2 separate regions of the Homo sapiens genome follow, and region 2 is linked to region 1. The links are chromatin loops, found by intact Hi-C in ENCODE. Cell type or tissue: heart right ventricle. All regions are shown on one strand. Each heading gives the region's core, and the rest is flanking DNA. Links, peaks and the distances in the headings are about the cores only. Region 1 has its middle 110 kb from the start of PRRX1. Region 2 has its middle 70 kb from the start of MROH9.

Region 1 (9,274 bases), core at 432-8,431:
TGTGCATATATAATATGTATATGCACATAAATAATGCCTATCTGCTAGAATAAAGGGGTGGATCATAGCTTGTGGAAATGTTTAATAATTTAAGAGGAAAAACAGCTTTTAGTTATGTTAGAAAGAATATTTCTATCTTAACAATATATTATTTATATATTTATCTATTAACTATGTGTTAACAATAGTCTGCTAATTAAAACCGACCAATGAAGCATAAATAGTTAAATTCATATGAATTTGAAAATAATCTATTAAAAATAGAGCATTATTTTAAGCTGTCACTTCTCTCACCCTTGAGTTAAATACAGTTATTAAAGTTTTTACTAAACTTTTGCACAATGCCCAGTTTCATTTGGAAGAGCAGTTCTATTTTCTATGGAAAGATGATGGAGATATGGTAAAAGGGGAACTAGGTTACAATAGGATGTCCTAGCTTCCATTCTGGCTCTGCCATATAAGAGCTATTTTTGAACTGGAATAAAGAGTCCTGCCCCCCTGGACTTCATCATTCTCACCTACTAAATGAGAGCTGTGTGACCTCTAAGTTCCTGCCAGCTCTGTGAATCTCTGGGAATACTAGATTTTTCTCATCTCACTCTTCCTTCTTTTACTCCTATATTAGTCAGGATTCTCTAGATGGACAGAACTAACAAAATATATATATACACACACATATATATATACACACACACACATATATATACACACACATATATATACACACATATATATACACACATATATACACACACATATATACACATATATATATGACATTCCATATATATATTCCATATATATATATGAATTTATTAAGTATTAACTCACATGATCACACAGTTCCACAATAGGCCATCTGCAAGCTGAGGAGCAAGGATAGCCAGTCCGAATTTCAAATTTCAAAACTGAAGAACTTGGAGTCCGATGCTCAAGGACAGGAAGCATCCAGCAGGGGAGGAAGATGTAGACAGGGAGGCTAGGCCAGTCTCTCTTTGCACACTTTTCTGTCTGTTTATATTCTAGCTGTGCTGGCAGCTGATTAGATTGTGCCCACCCAGATTAAGGGTGGGTCTCCCTTTCCCAGCCCACTGCCTCAAATGTTAATCTCCTTTGGCAACACCCTCACAGACACACCCAGGATCAATACTTTGTATCCTTCAATCTAATCAAGTTGACACTCAGTATTAACCATCACAACTCCCATTACTTCTATTCTTTTAAATCATTATATTATAAAGACACATACATACGTATGTTCATTGTAGCACTATTCACAATAGAAAAGATATAGAGTCAACCTAAATGCCCATCAATAATAGACTGGATAAAGAAAATGTGGTACATACACACCATGAAATACTATGCAGCCATAAAAAGAATGAGATCATGTCATTTGCAGAAACATAGATGCAGCTGGAGGCCACTGTCCTTAGCAAACTAACACAGGAACAGAAAACCAAAAACTGTATGTTCTCTCTTATAAGTGGAAGCTAAATGATGAGAACACATGGACACTTACAGGGGAACAACACACATTGGGGCCTTTCAGAGGGTGTAGGGTGGGAGGAAGGAGAAGATAAGGAAAAATAGCTAATGGGCACTAGGCTTAATATCTGGGTGATGAAATAGTCCATAAAACAAACCCGCATGACACACGATTACCTATGTAACAAACCTGCACATGTACAGTGAACTTAAAATAAAAGTTAAAGAATTTTGTCAGCCTTGTTTATGAATTTTTTCTCCACATTTATTTTGCTTAATTTATAGAGTGGAAAAAGTGATATAGAGTTCCCCTCCTTCAGCCCTGTATTAATCTCATGCTGATTATTGAAGTGCAGTTCACACTGTTTAAAGAGAAGAGGGTTTGAACTCAAGTAAACTTGGGTTTGAATCCTGGCTTACCTATTTACTAGCAGTGTGACTTTGAGCATGTCACTTAAACTTCTTGTTCACTTGGAGAATAGGGTTAAGAATGTCCTCTTCTTATATTTGCTATGAGAATGGCCTGATCTTCCTACTTATGCCAATATATCCAATTTTTTCCTAGTGAGGCTCTTGCCTTCAAACAACTATCTTCATTCAGTCAAAAAATATTTGTTGAGTGCTTCCTGTATGCAGGCACACTTCTAGATGCTTGGTTAAATAGAGAGCCCTGACCTTATGGAGCTTATGTGCTAGAGACAAACAATAAACAACATATGATAAAGAAAATGCTATGGTATATTAGAAGTTAATAATTGCTGTGGAAAGTAGAAAACAGAATAAGGATAATCAGAAATTTCACAGGAGAAAGAAGCTTGTAATTCTAACTTGAAAGAGCAGGCAAGATTTAGAAGAGGTGAGGGATTTAGTGAAATGCATACCTGAGGGAAGAGCATCCCAGCCAGAGTGAATGCTTAGAGCAAAATCCTAGATCATATAGGACCTCATGGGGCATTGTCAGAGCTTTGTTTTTGCTCTGCATGAAATAAAGAAACCGTGAAGAGTTTTTAACATAGTACCAAAAATTAACTTTTTTTTTTTAAATCACTCTATCAGCTATGAAGATTCTCAGCCTTAGCCTTATTGACATTTTGCATCAAACTTTTGCTTCGGGCGATTTATTGTGTATTGTGTATTGTTTATAGCATCCTTAACCACCACCTACTAGATGCCAGTAGTACTACCTCCCCCAGTTGTGACAATAAAAAATGTCTCCAGATAATATCTAATGTCCCTTGGTCAGCAGCAGAGGGTGGGGAGAATTTCCTCAGTTGAAAACTACTTGGGTAGACTATTGAGAGGCAAGAGTATAAATAGGGAAATCTTTTAGGAGGGTACTGCTATAATCCTGGCTAGAGATCATGGTGGCTCAGACTAGGGTGGTAGCAGAAGATGTTGTGAATAATGCTTGGAATCTGGAGAGATTTTTAAAGGTAGAGAAAAATGGAATTCCTGATAGATTGGATATAGAGTGTGAGAAAAAGAAAGGAGTCAAGAATGACTCAAAAGTTTTGGCCTGAGCAAATGGAAGGGTGGAAATGCCATTAATAGAGACATGTAATGCTATTGGAGGAGTAGGTTTAGGGAGCCCAGCAAAGAAAACCAAGATTTAGTGTGGGACAGGTTGATTTTGAGACGATTAAGTAGACATTCAAATAAGCATGTGTGAGAAACAAACTCATCCAACCCAAAGAATGGACTTAGAGACTGGGAGAACAGTGAAAGTGAGACTTTTAATGATGGTCTTGCAAGAATGGGTGTCTGATAGGCAGGCACACCCAGCACAGTTTTAACAAGCAATTTATCCCCTAGTGCACAGGTCCCTCCCCTGGTTCCTTATAGGCTGAGTACTATGGGGTCACAATCTTCCCAGACGATGCCTATTGATTGCTGGGTAGGGGCTGAAGGTGTTCTTTTTTAGGGTTGTCTTACTGCATTTTGTTGCAGCCCACAATGCATTGCAATCCTAGTTTGCTCAGGGGCTCTTCAAATATTTGACTTATGACCTAAGCACCTGGGCAGGCTGAAAAGAACAGACAAAGCAAGCTATTTGGCAGGCTAGTAAACTTTCATTGTAGACTAAACTTCTTTGCTTTGGGTGAGGGCAACTAAGTGGAGGCAGGGGAAGGGGGAGGAAGGGGGAGGCCAACAAGCAGACATCGGCTATCCAGGCAGGGGCCTAGTATATCCCGTTTCTTCTGTAGTTTGCTGACCTAAGCCGATTTAAGGCACTTTGTCTTGGAAATGGACCACTGCATACATCATTTCCCTCAGATGTCAGATAGATGAATAGACACACACATCTGCAGTCTGGAAAAGAGTTCTTGGCTAAAAATGTTAAAAGTAGAAGTCATTGGCACACAAATTATCTTTAAAGTCATGCAACTGGGTGGGATCACCAAGGGAGCAAGTAAAAGTAGAGAAAGAAAAAAAAGACCAAGGACTGAGCTCTGGAGCACTAAAATACAGAGAGGTAAGGAGACTAGAAGAAACCAACAAAAGGAAGTTGACAAGGAGCACTAATAGGAGGAAAAACAAGAAAGTTGATGATCTGGAAGCTAAGTGAAGAAAATATGTCAAGAAATGATTAACAGTGTTAATTGTTGCTGATGGTTCAAAGAAGATGAGACCTGAGAATTGACTAATGGGCTTAGCAATAAGAAAGATGTCAGTGAACTTATCAAGAGCAATTTTAATATGGCGGAGGCAATAGCTTGATTAAAATGAGCTTAAGAAATGACATTACTCTGAAACACCAAGTATAGACAACTCTTTGCTGCGAAGGGAAGCAAGGAAATGGGGTTAGAATTGGTGGGTGAAACAATGTTTTTGTTTTTGGTCTTAATATGGAAGAAATAAGAAGATATCTGCATCCTGATTAGAATTTTCTAGTACAAAGGGCAATTTTGATGTTGTAGGAGTGAGAGGAGACAACTTCTTCAGTAATGCTCTTCAGCAGGTGAGAGGAGGTGGGACTTGATCTATGCAAGTGATAAATTTCTTTTAGGTAAGATCATGGAGAGAGTTTATGTTTAACAACAGGCAGGAAGGCAGATATTTGCCTGCATATGCTGATAAATAGGTTGATGTGATGACAGATGTCTAAAAATTCTCTTCTGATTGCTTCAGTTTTCTCAGTAAAGCTGGAAACAAGGTCATCAACTGAAAGTGGACATAAGGGAGAATGTGTTGGATATTTGAGCAGAAAAAGGTGTTAGTCGTTGGAGCAGACGGAGAGTAAATGGACTAGGTATTGATAGCTTGATTTTCTGACAGTGGTCACGAAGTTGAGGTCAGACCAGGCAAACATGGTTGTGTGGTGTTTTTATTTTTTTCCAGCCACATTAAGCAGCAGAAGTGCAGGCACAGAATACGTGCAGAGTGGGATTAACGGTTGTGGCTCTGACAAAGTGGAAATGAAAAGGTTGTTGAGGGCATATGCAATAGAACGGTTATAATAACTAGCTATAGAATTTAAGCTGTGTAAGGGAAAAGAATAACATTAAATGAGTGAATTCCAGTGACAAAGTGGTAGGGTTATTAATTGTGGTAATGATAAAAGATGATTGATTTGGATTGTCAAAGGGAGCAGATGGGAAAAATGGGATTAGAATGAATAAAATTGGAAAGATTGAAGCTATTGATAGTGGCAAAGCCTAGGGAAAGTCCATGGGAGGGTGTGGCTAAAGTTAGGGAGAACAAGATTATTAGAGGAGAAAAGTCAAGGATCTGAGCGGTCATTGCCATTTATTAGATGTATAACCGCAGAAAAGTTGAGGACTAGAATAAATGCTGAAAAGGACTTCAATAAATTAACCTTAATCTTTTCAAACCTTTATTTTATAATTTACAAGGTGAAGATGTTAACTTTTCCCTTTCTACTTTAAAGGACAAGTGGTACAATAAATCAGGAAGTGCCTTGTAAACAATGCACCAGTGTGCAAACATGAATGTTACATTGCATTTGCTTCTGTGCACGCCTACAGGGTGTGGGGCAGGTATTTATTGAAGGGCTGAAAATTTTACATTGTACAAGATTAACAATAGAGAGCTATTTTAGGTTTCTAAACTTACATGATCAAACAAAATTAATTATTTCATTTACACTGGTAGAGATAAATTTGTAATTGTTTACTGATTTTCTCGGCTCTCTCGCTTTTCCCGTACAAGTTTTACAGACATACGAGTTAAATCCTTTTAGTTCTCTTGCCTTAATATTCAACTTTTTACATGGTAACATTTATATTTCTGTGCCTGATGTTCAGTAGCCTCCAAGATGTGATGTAATTTTGCCTTTCCACCTTTATATCCTGCTCATCTGCTGTGCAGCCTGTGCCTCTCCAAGATTCCAGAATAAAGTATGGCCTTCATGCTCCTGTTCCTTTGTTCATGCTCTTTCCTCAGAACTGTGGTACTATTCCTCACAATAGAATCAATCCAGTAACGATTCTATTGGTAACATTATTTGATCTCACATGCCACATAGTCAGTATAGCCTTTTGCCAAAGTTTATATAAACTTATACATATAAATTATTAAATAATTTTAATTGCTCATATATATGGCCAGTGTACTATAAGCTCTTTTGGGGCAGGGATTATGTGTTATTTATCTTAGCAGAAATGAACAATAAATTTTATCCTAATAAGCACTTATTGTGGTTTTTATTATGCTCAGCAAATATTTGTTGACTGAATAAATGAGTAGAAGAATGATTGAAGGCTCCCTATGCACAGGGCACCACGCTGAATTCTGTGTTGAATATTAAAATTAAAAATATGTGCTCAATAAAACTTGATTCATTTAAGTGTTCGTATTTCAAAGAGTTTCCCTGCTGAACTGGAAACTGCCTGCAGAGTAAGAGCAAATGGAGTTTGACATATTAACTTAGGAAAACAAGGCAGCTGTGGAGGAATGGAAAGAGAACTAGACTGAGAGCAGGAGCTCAGATTTCCAGGACCAGCTCATATGACGGCTTTATGACTACAGCCACCTTGAAGCATCTCTGAACATCAGTGTCCTCATCTGTAAAATGAGGTATTTGATTATGCGATCTCTAAGGTCCTTTCTAATGCTAACACTTCATGATTCTAAGATGTTATGAAATCATCTGAGTCACTGTCAAACTCAAAATCAAGCTTTGCCAAGGAGAGCCATTTGTGAATTGCAGGATGGCCAATTATCTTGACTGGACAATATAACAGTTCAAAAGAGAGAACAACAAATTATAATTCTTTTTTTTCTTGTCCAAGGCAAGATGATTGGTTCTGAAAATCACGCACTGTTCTTAGCTCAAAATCCCAGACAAGTTTTATGTCCCTGCTCTGTTTTAGAGGGCACGAATAAATGCACATCTTCTTCAATATAGATGGAAAATGTGACATACTTTAGGTTGAGCTCCAACCAATGTGCAGAGAATCACTTCTATAACCATGACAAAGAAAGGAAAAAAAAATTCTGCGGAACTTCAACTAAATTGGAATTGATATTTGTTGCTGAGCCTGGGGACTTGCCTCTTGGCAGAAGTCGGTTTTTCACATTTGGTTGCAAAAGTCTAATGACATGAAACAACAGCTGGCCTTGTAATTCCTAATAGACTGCATCTGCTCCTGATATTTGAGAGTGACCATGACAGCATTCCCAATAGGGATCTCACCAAGCCTCAGAAGATACCCTTGTCCTTTCTGAAAATCATATATGTCCTTGTGCATACATGCCTATGACTGAAGAATCTTGGATTAACAGGGGAGACACACAGGGAAAATAAGAATAAGCTTTTATTTGCTCAGGGCAAAAACTTAATGTCTCATAATTCAATGTGTTAGTCCATCACTGACTGCACTTTTTTCCATTGCTGCAGAAGAAGCAGCATGGCATAATGGAAAAACCCTGGGCTTTGAAGCAGGTGGTTCTGGACTTAACTAGTAGTGCCTCAATTTACTAGCTAAGAGGCTTTATGGAAGTTACTTAATGTCTTTCAGTCTGTTTATTCATCTGTAAAATAACACATTTCTTTTGCAGAGTTGTGAACAGGTAGATTTTACAGTGGGTAAAACACATAGATACTTTATATATTCTAGATTCCCTATTTGATCATAAAATTTCTTTTTTTTTTTTGGAGACGGAGTCTCGCTCAGTCGCCTAGGCTGGAGTGCAGTGGTGGGATCTCGGCTCACTACAAGCTCCGCCTCCTGGGTTCACGCCATTCTCCTGCCTCAGCCTCCCTAGTAGCTGGGACTACAGGCGCCCGCCACTACACCAGGCTTATTTTTTTGTATTTTTAGTAGAGACGGGGTTTCACCGTGTTAGCCAGGATGGTTTCGATCTCCTGACCTCGTGATCCGCCCGCCTCGGCCTCCCAAAGTGCTGGGATTACAGGCGTGAGCTACCGCGCCCGGCCTGATTATAAAATTTTAATGCTGTGATAATGCTAGTGAGGATTCTATCTTAAACTACTTAAAGCGTTTTTTTTTTGGTTTTTTTTTGGTTTTTTTTTAAGTTGGGGATGCAGTTCTCAGTCACATATACAGAAATGCTAAGCAGCATTGTTCTCAAATAAGGGTCAACTACAGTGGTTGTCTGGTGCCTCTTAGGAAGAAAACTCAGCAGGTCTAGCTTCATGGGCATGCTTCCTAAGCAGTCACAAAGGACCCTATGTTTAGAAGGGCTCCATTTTTGGTTTAATGCTCTGCTGTTGACATGTTGAAATTCTTAATAATTTTTGAATAAAGGCCCCACGTTTTCATTTTGCACTGGGCCCTGCAAATTACACAGTCTGTCCTGAGACTTAGGAAGGAAATTCTCTGCTACATGCATGCTTCCTCGAATTTATAAGAAAAAAGATGTACATATATGAAGGCATATTCTATCCTCTTTTTTTTTTTTTTTTTTTTTTTTTAAGACGGAGTCTCACTCTGTCGCCCAGGCTGAAGTGCAGTGGTGCAATCACGGCTCACTGCAAGCTCTGCCTCCCAGGTTCAGGCAATTCTCCTGCCTCAGCCTCCCGAGCAGGTGGGATTACAGGCACATGCCACTAGGCCAGGCTAATTTTGTATTTTTAGTAGAGGCGGGGTTTTACCATGTTGGCCAGGCTGGTGTTGAACTCCTGATCTCAGGTGATTCACTCCCCTCAGTCTCCCAAAGTGTTGGGATTACAGGCGTGAGCCACTGCACCTGGCCAGCATGGTCTGTCTTAAAAATAGGCATTAGGCCTGGTGCAGTGGCTCATAACTTGTACTCCCAGCACTTTGGGAGGCCGAGGTGGGAGGGTCAGTTGAGGCCAGGAGTTTGAGACCAGCCTGGGCAACATAGCAAGACCCCATCTCTACAAAAATAAAAAATAAAAATAAATTAGCTGGGTGTGGTGGTGTGCACCTTAGTCCCAGCTACTCAAGAGACTGAAGCAAGAGATTGAGCCTAGGAGTCCAAGCCTGCAGTGAGCTTTGATCATGCCACTGCACTCTAGCCTAGGTGACAGAGTAAGACCCTGTATTTAAAAAAATTAAAAACAAATAAATAAAAGGTATTAGCATTTATACTTTTGGTTTCAAAGGATAAAGTTAATTCTGAGTTGGTTTTGCAGAGTCTAAATGAAATGGGTTACACATTTATACATGTAAGCATATTAAAGATTGGAAGCTGAACCAAAGGGTAACGAGAGCATTCTTGCTCTCCAACCAAGCCTCTCCAACCAAGACAGCCAAGTGGCAGTGAAGCATCGTGTTTAATAGTATTCTGCAGCTAGACTACTTGGGTTCAAATCCAAGCTCTGCTTACTAGCTGTGTA
Region 2 (9,274 bases), core at 486-8,485, 91 kb after region 1:
TCATTCTCAGCAAACTATCACAAGGACAAAAAACCAAACACCGCATGTTCTCACTCATAGATGGGAATTAAACAATGAGAACACATGGACACAGGAAGGGGAACATCACACTCTGGGGACTGTTGTGGGGTGGGGTGAGTGGGGAGGGATAGCATTAGGAGATATACCTAATGCTAAATGACGAGTTAATGGGTGCAGCACACCAGCATGGCACATGTATACATATGTAACTAACCTGCACATTGTGCACATGTACCCTAAAACTTAAAGTATAATAATAATAATAATAATAATAATAATAAAAAGAATAAAAAGTTATCTGAGGCTTCCCCAGAAGCTGAGCAGATGCCAGCACCATGCTTGTACAGCCTGTAGAACCATGAGTTAATTAAACCTCTTTTCTTTATAAATTACCCAGCCACAGGTATTTATTTATAGTGATGCAAGACGGGCCTAATAGTTAAGTTTGAATTTGTTGCTATGAGTTGGATATTTCATACATTCCTCTTTTTTGTTGCCTTTGATGATGGACATTCTGAATAATTGGAGCTGTTATAAAACCATAAAGTTTTCAAAAATGAAAATTGAAAATTCTTAAAGCTTCATAGGTGTTGAGCTTGATGCATTCTTGCAATGCAACTAAAGTTTGAAGCTAGAATTTTGGAATGGCCCAACATTTGAGACATGCACATACAGCAAAGTACAGGGAGGCTGTGACTTTGTAGCCTAAGGGCTAGAAGGTAAGTGGGCTGCACAGTCAGAGAAGGAGGTGGAGAGACACTTTCACTTTGATCTTGATGAATTCTCTCTGCACTTGAAAATAGTCCATGATCCTCAGGACCTGGGTTAGAAAAGACCACCTGGCCGCAGCCCACAGAGAGGCAAGGTAATGGAGTACAAATAGAAAATGGACTGGGTCCCAGCAGGCCAAAGGTTGGTCCCCAGGTCTCATACAGCTAGCTGTGGGACTTTCCACAATTCATATAATCTCTCTGGGTCTCACTTTCTTTAATTGCACAATAAGAAATTTAAGCAAAATGACTTCAAGGGTCCCTTCTACTCCTAAAATTCTAAGATACCCTTTTGTGATTTTGACTGGATGCCTTTCATTTATTATATAAACCTAATTTTATGAGAATTAAAAATAGAATGCATTACTGGTTAAGTTGTAGTAAAAATGTTTAAAAAGAAGATAAATGTTTTTCTCATGGGAAATTTTCATATGCTGTTCAAAACATATGCCAAAAAGGAAACAATATAATATAATTAACATAGGAAGTTTCAATTCATGAGTAAATGTTCCCATTAGCTGCAATAAAAGAAGCTTGTGCCTTTTCCAGGATAAACGTTAAGCAAATGCATATTAAAGATTCTTTTATTTATAAAAAAAAAAAGAAAACAGAAATTGGCCATAAAATAGTGGGTCTTTTCTTATAGATCATTTATTTGTTTTAAAGAGAAATACATTGTAGAGAAAGAACAACTTTAAAGTGCTATTTCTATGTCTATACAGCTCCAACCTCTGGGTAATACTAGGTGCCTGCAGTTTCACCTTCCTGCAGGTATCTTTCCTCTGACCTGAAACAGATGCCTAAAACTCTCACTACACATTATCCATTTATTTGTGCACAGCCATTGACTTCAAAGATCTTGGTCTAATGCACACAATTACTTTTTTATATGAATGGAATCAGGATACAAAAAATTGTAATATTTAAAAAATTTAAAAGCTATCTCTTGTTCATCAACAAAAGAATTAATAAAGAGATTATGGTTTATCTATACAATGAAATACTACTAAGCAATAAAAAGGAACAAAGTACTATAAAAACATGAAATAACATGGATGAATCCTTAAAACATACTGAGAAAAGGAAGACAGACTCAGAGTAGTATATACTGTATCACTTAATTTACATGAAACTCTAGAAAATATCAGCCTAATCTTGGTAAAAAGAAATTAGCAGAATTGTTGCCTGAGGTGGGGTGGGTAGGAAATAGCTGGTAAGAAACATCAGGGCATTCTCTACAGTAACGGAAACTGTCTGTATAGAGGTGTTGGTTACATAGGTACATACCTTTATACAAACTTGCTGAGCTGTACATTTCAGATTTGTAAATTTCACTGTGTGCCAGTTGTGCCAGTTGTAACAATAAAGTTGTTTATATTTTTAAGAAATGCTATCCCAACAGTCTCAGATATTCTACTGGTGAAAGTGTAACTTGGAACAAATGTTTGGGAAAATATTTTATAATAAATGTTAAAATCCTTGAAATACTCATCATTTGACTCAGTAATTCCAATTTAAAATAAATTATTGTGAAATAAGTACAGATATTGGGAAACAAACACTTTTCTATAATTATTGTTATAACAGTAGCATATTTTTCCTAATATTTTACTATAAAAACTTTCAACATATGAAAAAGTGGACAGAATTTTATAGTGAACACATTCATATTCATCACTTTGATTCTGCCGTTAATATTTTACATTTATACTTATCATATGTCTATCCATACCTCTGTCCATCAAATTTACAAATCAATTTGTGAAAATTTTTGAAATTTTTACAATGTTGATTCCTGCAATCTAGGACTGGAAGAAAATACAAAACACAAACAATTTTTTTTTCCTTTTGTGATGGAACTCCATGAGTTATAAATCCTACCATGTGGGAGGCTGAGGCAGGCAAATCATCTGAGGTCAGGAGTTCGAGACCAGCCTGGCCAACATGGTGAAACCCCGTGTCTACTAAATATACAAAAATTAGCCAGGCATGGTGGTGGGTGCCTGTAATCTCAGCTACTTGGGAGGCTGAGGCAGGAGAATCGCTTGAATCTGGGAGGCGGAGGTTGCAGTGAGCCAAGATCGTGCCACTGCATTCCAGTCTGGGTGACAGAGCAAGACTCTGTCTCAAAAAAAAAAAAAATCCTATCTTGGGTGATCAGAATATTTTCTTAAGTATATTCCTGGAAACAGAGCTGAAATTACTCAGAAATGGATCTAAACAGTAACTGTCTCTGTCTTGCAACAGAGATGCCCTCTGATACCCTCTCTAATCCTTCCTGGTTCCTAAAAGTCCCCCCATTAGTTAATAATTCTCTTGAATTAATTCATTAATTCTAAAGTTAATAATACGAATACTTCCAGGAAAAAGAACACATTGAACCTCTATTCCTGTTTACACATTTATACATTCAAATAAACAGCTACTAAGCAGAAAGTACCAAGGGAGTTGTACAGTCAGGCCTTCAATTGGGAGGACACAAGAGGAAGTTGTCTGGTGATGATGATTCAGAATGGGGTGCTGGGGAATAGGATTAAACCTAGTATCTAGAGGTAGAGAAAAAGGGCATCAAAGTACATAAAAATGCTAGGGGCATTGTTGTGTGGAACTGGCCCTGTATTCTGGAAGAGCCACCTGTAAGGCTGAAAACACCCTACCTATAATTGCAGCACTTTGTGGATTGTCAAATGAAGCTATTTCCCTTGCAATTATTAAAAATTCTAGGCTCATCTTAAATACTGGATTATGGTTTGTGTTGGACATTGGACATTTGGGGGTGCCCAGAGGTTGTAGTCCATCTGGAGACTTCCTGGTCTGTATGTTGTGTCATTTTGATTTCTTGTTGAAGGGCCATGGAGACTTAGAATGGGCGTCCTCAGGAGATTCAAAGGAGCTTTCTGCCAATTCAATCAACTATAGCTCTGACTTAGCTTGTTTCCAAAATTGTAGGCACTGTTGCTCCAAAATTAATATTTTTGAATATTCAACACATCCCTGAGGAAGAGCAAAGACCTCCCACCTTTGTTTCTTTGCAAAACAAGTCAAGATGAAGTCTTTGCTGATGAAACTCTTGGCTCCCTCTCTTCCAGCTGCACTTCACCCCTGTGGCTTTCCTGCTTGGAAATCTCAAAATAGTCACAGCGGCTTGCCTCCAAGCTAGAATTGACCTCGCCTGTCTGGATGCCTTCCAAAAGGGATTTTTATGAAAATATTATTTTTTTCTCTTCTGAGACTTTTTTTTATTAGAACCCATGCAAAGCTGTATCATTCCCCATTTGCCATTATTTTCAACTTCCGAAGTCTTTTTTATTTTTCTTACTTCATCAAGGACATGTGTTTCCTTCTCCGTACCTAATAACAGTTTCTGAGAGGAACCTGTGGAAGAGAAAAGCATGATGTACTGATCATGAAAGTGGGAAGACATTTGGGATAATAATAGGAAAATATTTGAAACCCTGAAAAGAACTGTCCCTCCATCCAGTAATCAATTCTCCCTTGGCTTCTCCCAGTGGTAACTTAGTTACCCTTTACTTTTCACACACATAACAAAATTACTGCTGTTGACAAAGTCTAGATAACAAGGAGTCAGTCCTACTATGAGTACCTTAATAGTTCTGCCAAGTGGGCCTCATTCCCAAGTTCCCTGACAGAATACCATGGCTGTGTTAACTAAGAGTAAAGGCTTACTACCTTCTACTGGAATTATCTGGTTTGTTCAGCTGCATCCCCTGTTATACTATGAGCTCCTGAAAAGCCAGAACTGTGCCTTATTCACCTCTCTGCTCCCAGCCCTCATCACAATGCTGACATGTAGACAGTACACAATGAATGTTGAAGGAATGGTAATGAGATCTATAGTCAAAACACCAAAGATGCAGCCCTTCATGGCTTTCTAAGTGTTAGAGAGAGAGTCACTTAACCTTTACAAACCTCCTTTTCATCTGGAAAGTGAAAGTAATATTACTACTTTCTTCAGGCGTTAATCAAGGCTTAGATGAAATAATTGTATGTGAAAATGATTTGCTAACTATAAAGAGCTGTGCAAATGTTTACTGTGATTGTACAGGCCCAGGGCAAGAGGGCTAATTACTCCCCTTTCTTCTTATTCAACTCTCAATTCAGGAAGGTTAGGGCTCAAGAAAGACAGAATATTCTACCACTGACGATAATATGTACCAGTTTTTTGAGTATAGATATGTCACCCTTTTGAGCCTCTATTTTACCCTCTGGGAGTTGAGGACATTCTGTGAGATAGACATAAGATCTAAGACACTGCTTTGCCCATTGTAAACACTTAGGAAAAGATCACAGAGGGAAGTCAAAATAGTGTTGTGAAGCCAATAGACTTTGAAGTCAGGCAGACATGAGTTAGTTCAAAGCTCTGCTCTGCCGTGAAATAGGAGGGTGATCTTGGGCAAGTTACTTCTATTTTTAAACCTCAGTTTATGCAGCTATAAAATAGGTTAATATTAATACCACCTGCATGAGATTGGTGTGATCATTACAGGAAATAATGGACACAAACTGACAAGCACATGTTGAGCACATGATAGGCAAGGTAGTTCCTTGTTTCTCCTTCCCTGAAATCAACAGGCTGTCATCCTCCCAGACTTGACTTTTCCTGACAGAGCACTACAACTTCAAACAACCTAAACAACAGAAAAGAAAGGTTGAGCCCTGCTCATCCTCCAAGAGAAATTCATATGCTAGGCTTAGGTTTCCAGAAGTACCCTTCTCACTACCCCCTTCTCACTAGCCTTATCTGTGTATTTCATCTGATGTCAGCTACACTGCTTCCCTTTGGAACAAATTCCAACATCTGAAATTATTAATGGCTCCACCAATCTAAATACCATTTTAGTAAACACCCTTATTTTGCAGAGTCCAACTCTTTTGTGGCTATGAAATATCCCTTACTGATTCCGGTCAGATTTCAGGTTGATGGCCAGGGTTTATAGCCAGGTGGATGGGAAACACTGCTGGTGGCAAATGGCACACCTTCCTCCAAGTTTCATTTCTGCAGATGGTTCCAGGAGCTGCCATGGATGCCAGGCCTGCCTCCTCTGCCTGGGCATCTTACTCTGCTGTCTGAGGCTCTTGTACTCACTAACCTTTAGTTTCCAGTCAACAATTTTCATATGCTTCAATTGCAGTCAAAGGCATCATTTTTCCAAATCGTTTGCCTTAGATTACTTGCAGCAGGTTGACCCAAGAGGTGATTGCTTAAACCATATTTTCCTTGCACCTATACGCCAACATTCCATATACCTGTTAATTATGTAATACAGCGCTTAAGAAAAGGACCACTGGGATTTTCACCTACTGGTTTCTAGAATATTAAGAGGCTTAATTTTTAAGCAAGTTAAAAATTTGCAAGTTAAAACTTCCATGAACTTTATTAAAACTTTCATTAACTTGCAGAATTCTCATTCTCCAATGTGAGAATTCTTGTGAGCCTGCCACATATTGTCTGTCTCCCTGTAGAACTGGGGAGAGCACGTCTGGGAAGGCAGAAGTGCAAGCTCATTGTGCTGTGGCTGTTGCTGGGACACAAAGGTGGCATCATAAACACTGATTATTTATTATCCTAATATAGTTCCAAGGACTGTATTAGCTCCTATTTGGACCCTTAATAAGAAATGGAAAGGAATGTGTATGGACTCAATCACATTTTCCCCTTAATGGAGAAGAAGCTCACCTAAGACCAAGCTTACCTTGGAGGTCAAGACCATGTGCCCTCGGTTGACAATGCCAAATGTTTATTGTATTACATGACACCTACATCTGTTCCCATCAGGAATCAGCACACTTCTCTAACAAATAGGCTGTGCATTTTATCTAGTATACTTTCTGTTAACACAAAGACCTGTTATGTAAAAACTGCATTTTTTCCCCCAAAGTTATCCACCCCCCACCTCTTGAAGATCAAATTTACATCCAATCTTTTCCACTCATATGATAGGCTATTATCTGTTAGTTTCCCAAGTTGAAGGAAAGAAAAATGTCAGCCTTTTTCTTGGCCATCAGCAATGCTGTAAAGAGTAGTCTTGGTGGGCAAGTGGAGAGATACACCTCACCCCTTTTACCTATCTCAGTATCCTGCTTCTCCTCTGTCCATGTATACAAAGGCAGATGAGAAGATGACTATCTATCCCTTTCTATCCTCGTCTTAATGCCTACATTTTGATTGTGAATTATGAATAACTGAAGCTTTGTTCATAAACCCAAGATCTGTAGGCATTTCAAGGACAGATTTGACAATAAATGTGAAGAGAGAATAGTCTGTAACTCCTGCCGTGGTGTTATCTCGGCTTTCTCTGGTTCGTATCTATTTTTAGGCTTTTTTTTGTCCCAAGTCTTTGCCTCCAGTCTCTGCTTTCTATTGGATGGTGAAATTATGATAGAATAACAAAGTAATTGCTAAAGTTTATTAAGCACAAGTGTGTGATATGCTCTATGCTTAGCACTGTATTATCCAACTTAATACTCACAAGGTGGGCACTATTATTATACCTATTTTACTTAAGAGGAAAGGAGATTTTCAGAAATCAAGTATTAGGCAGCTAATACATGAGTAAGTCATCAAGACGGTGACCAGAGTTGCTACCATTAAGACTTCTTCAAATCCACTGCTCCCTTCCACTGCTGGCTAACAACAAGCAGTGGAGGAGAGATGGATGGCAGGGCAGGAACAGTGGTGCTGGGAAGGTTTGTTTTGAATGATTAGAAAGAAGGTTATGGGATAGATTTTCCTTATGTGTGAAATATCTTATGTGTGTCATGTGTGACAGTGGCCTTCTACACAGAGTGGAATTGCATGGAAGTTCACACTGGGCCCACGCTGGCAGTGTACTGGAATGAACACAACCAGCCAATCCAAATTTTTGCTAACAAGGTACCAGGGAAATACAATTATGTTCACTTCAGCATCACAGAAATGGAAGGAATTCAATTTCTGCATGGAATCCCAGAAATTGAATCCCAGCATGGGAGAAAGAAATAAAACTTAAGCCACCAAAGACTCAACCTAATACTGCACCCCCAGAATACCAATTACTTTTTTCCCCTCTAACTCTCTTCTAAAAGGACTGTTGTGCCACTTATCACCTTACCTACATTAATTTTTCTAGTAACAAACATGTCTAAGGTGCTAAATCATTGCAGATTACTGCATGTATGTGCAATAACCTGTGACAGAATAATAAATAGCAAATACATGAAAGAAGGAATAAAAGTTTCTGCTGCCGTTAGTATAAGGAGTGCACATCAGGTTCATGAAACATGCCAAAAATAATTTAAAAAATGAGATTGCCTCCAGCTTTGTTCCTTTTGCTTAGGATTGTCTTGGCTATGCGAGCTCTTTTTGGGTTCCATGTGAATTTTACAATGGTTTTTTTCTAATTCTATGAAGAATGTCAATGGTAGTTTAATGCGAATAGCATTGAATCTGTAAATTGCTTTGGGCAGTATGGCCATTTTTACGATATTGATTCTTCCTATCCATGAGCATGGAATGTTTTTCCATTCGCTTGCGTTCTCTCAGATTTCCTTGAGCAGTGGTTTGTAGTTATCCTTGAAGTGGTCTTTCACTTCCCTTGTTAGCTGTATTCCTAGGTATTTATTCCCTTTGTGGCAGCTGTGAATAGGAGTTCATTCATGATTTGGCTCTCTGCTTGTCTGTTATTGATGTATAGGAATGTTTGTGATTTCTGCACGTTGATTTTGTATCCTGAAACTGCTGAAGTCGCTTATCAGCATAAGAAGCTTTAGGGCTGAGATGAGAGGGTTTTCTAGATACAGGATCATGTCATCTGCAAACAAAGACAATTTGATGTCCTCTCTTCCTATTTGAATACTGTTTATTTTATCTCTTTCCTGATTGACTTGCCAGAACTTCCAACGCTATGTTGAATAGGAGGGGTGAGAGAGGGCATCCATGTCTTGTGCCAGTTTTCACGGGGAATGCTTCCAGCTTTTGCCCATTCAGTATGATATGATATGGGCTGTGGGTTTGTCATAAATGGCTCTTATTATTTTGAGGTGTGTTTCTTCAATACCCAGTTTATTAAAAGTTTTTAACATGAAGGGATGTTGAATTTTATCAAAGGCCTTTTATGCATCTATTGAGATAATCATGTGTTTTTTGTATTTAGTTCTGTTTATGTGATGAATTATGTTTATTGATTTGCATATGTTGAACCAGCCTTGCATCCCAGGGATGAAGCCAACTTGGTCATGGTGAATAAGCTTTTTGATGTGCTGCTGGATTCAGTTTGCCAATATGTTATTGAGGATTTTACAATAACCAAAACAGCATGGTACTGGTACAAAAACTGGCATATAGACCAATGGAACAGAATAGAGAACTCAGAAATAAAACCATATATCTACAATCACTTGATCTTTGACAAACCTGAAAAAAACAAGCAACGGGGAAAGGACTTCCTATTTAATAAATGGTGCTGGGATAACTGGCTAGCCAT

Evidence for each region. Peaks named below come from ENCODE experiments on the same cell type or tissue, not always from the same donor. Only the 100,000 strongest peaks of a DNase experiment are listed, where the experiment ranks them.
Region 2: a loop joins it to region 1, with 2.1 times the contacts of the local background. A loop is called at or near these places in 3 of 110 quality-filtered maps.

What each region holds. Positions count from the first base shown.
Region 1 is chr1:170,769,966-170,779,239 of GRCh38, forward strand. No RefSeq gene overlaps it. Among named protein-coding and RNA genes, the nearest start is that of PRRX1, 110 kb to the left of the region's middle. In heart right ventricle, for the core only: no CTCF peak of the experiment used is centred there; no DNase peak of the experiment used is centred there.
Region 2 is chr1:170,860,521-170,869,794 of GRCh38, forward strand. No RefSeq gene overlaps it. Among named protein-coding and RNA genes, the nearest start is that of MROH9, 70 kb to the right of the region's middle. In heart right ventricle, for the core only: no CTCF peak of the experiment used is centred there; a DNase peak (open chromatin) is centred at 3,911; H3K27ac peaks cover 2,179 bases.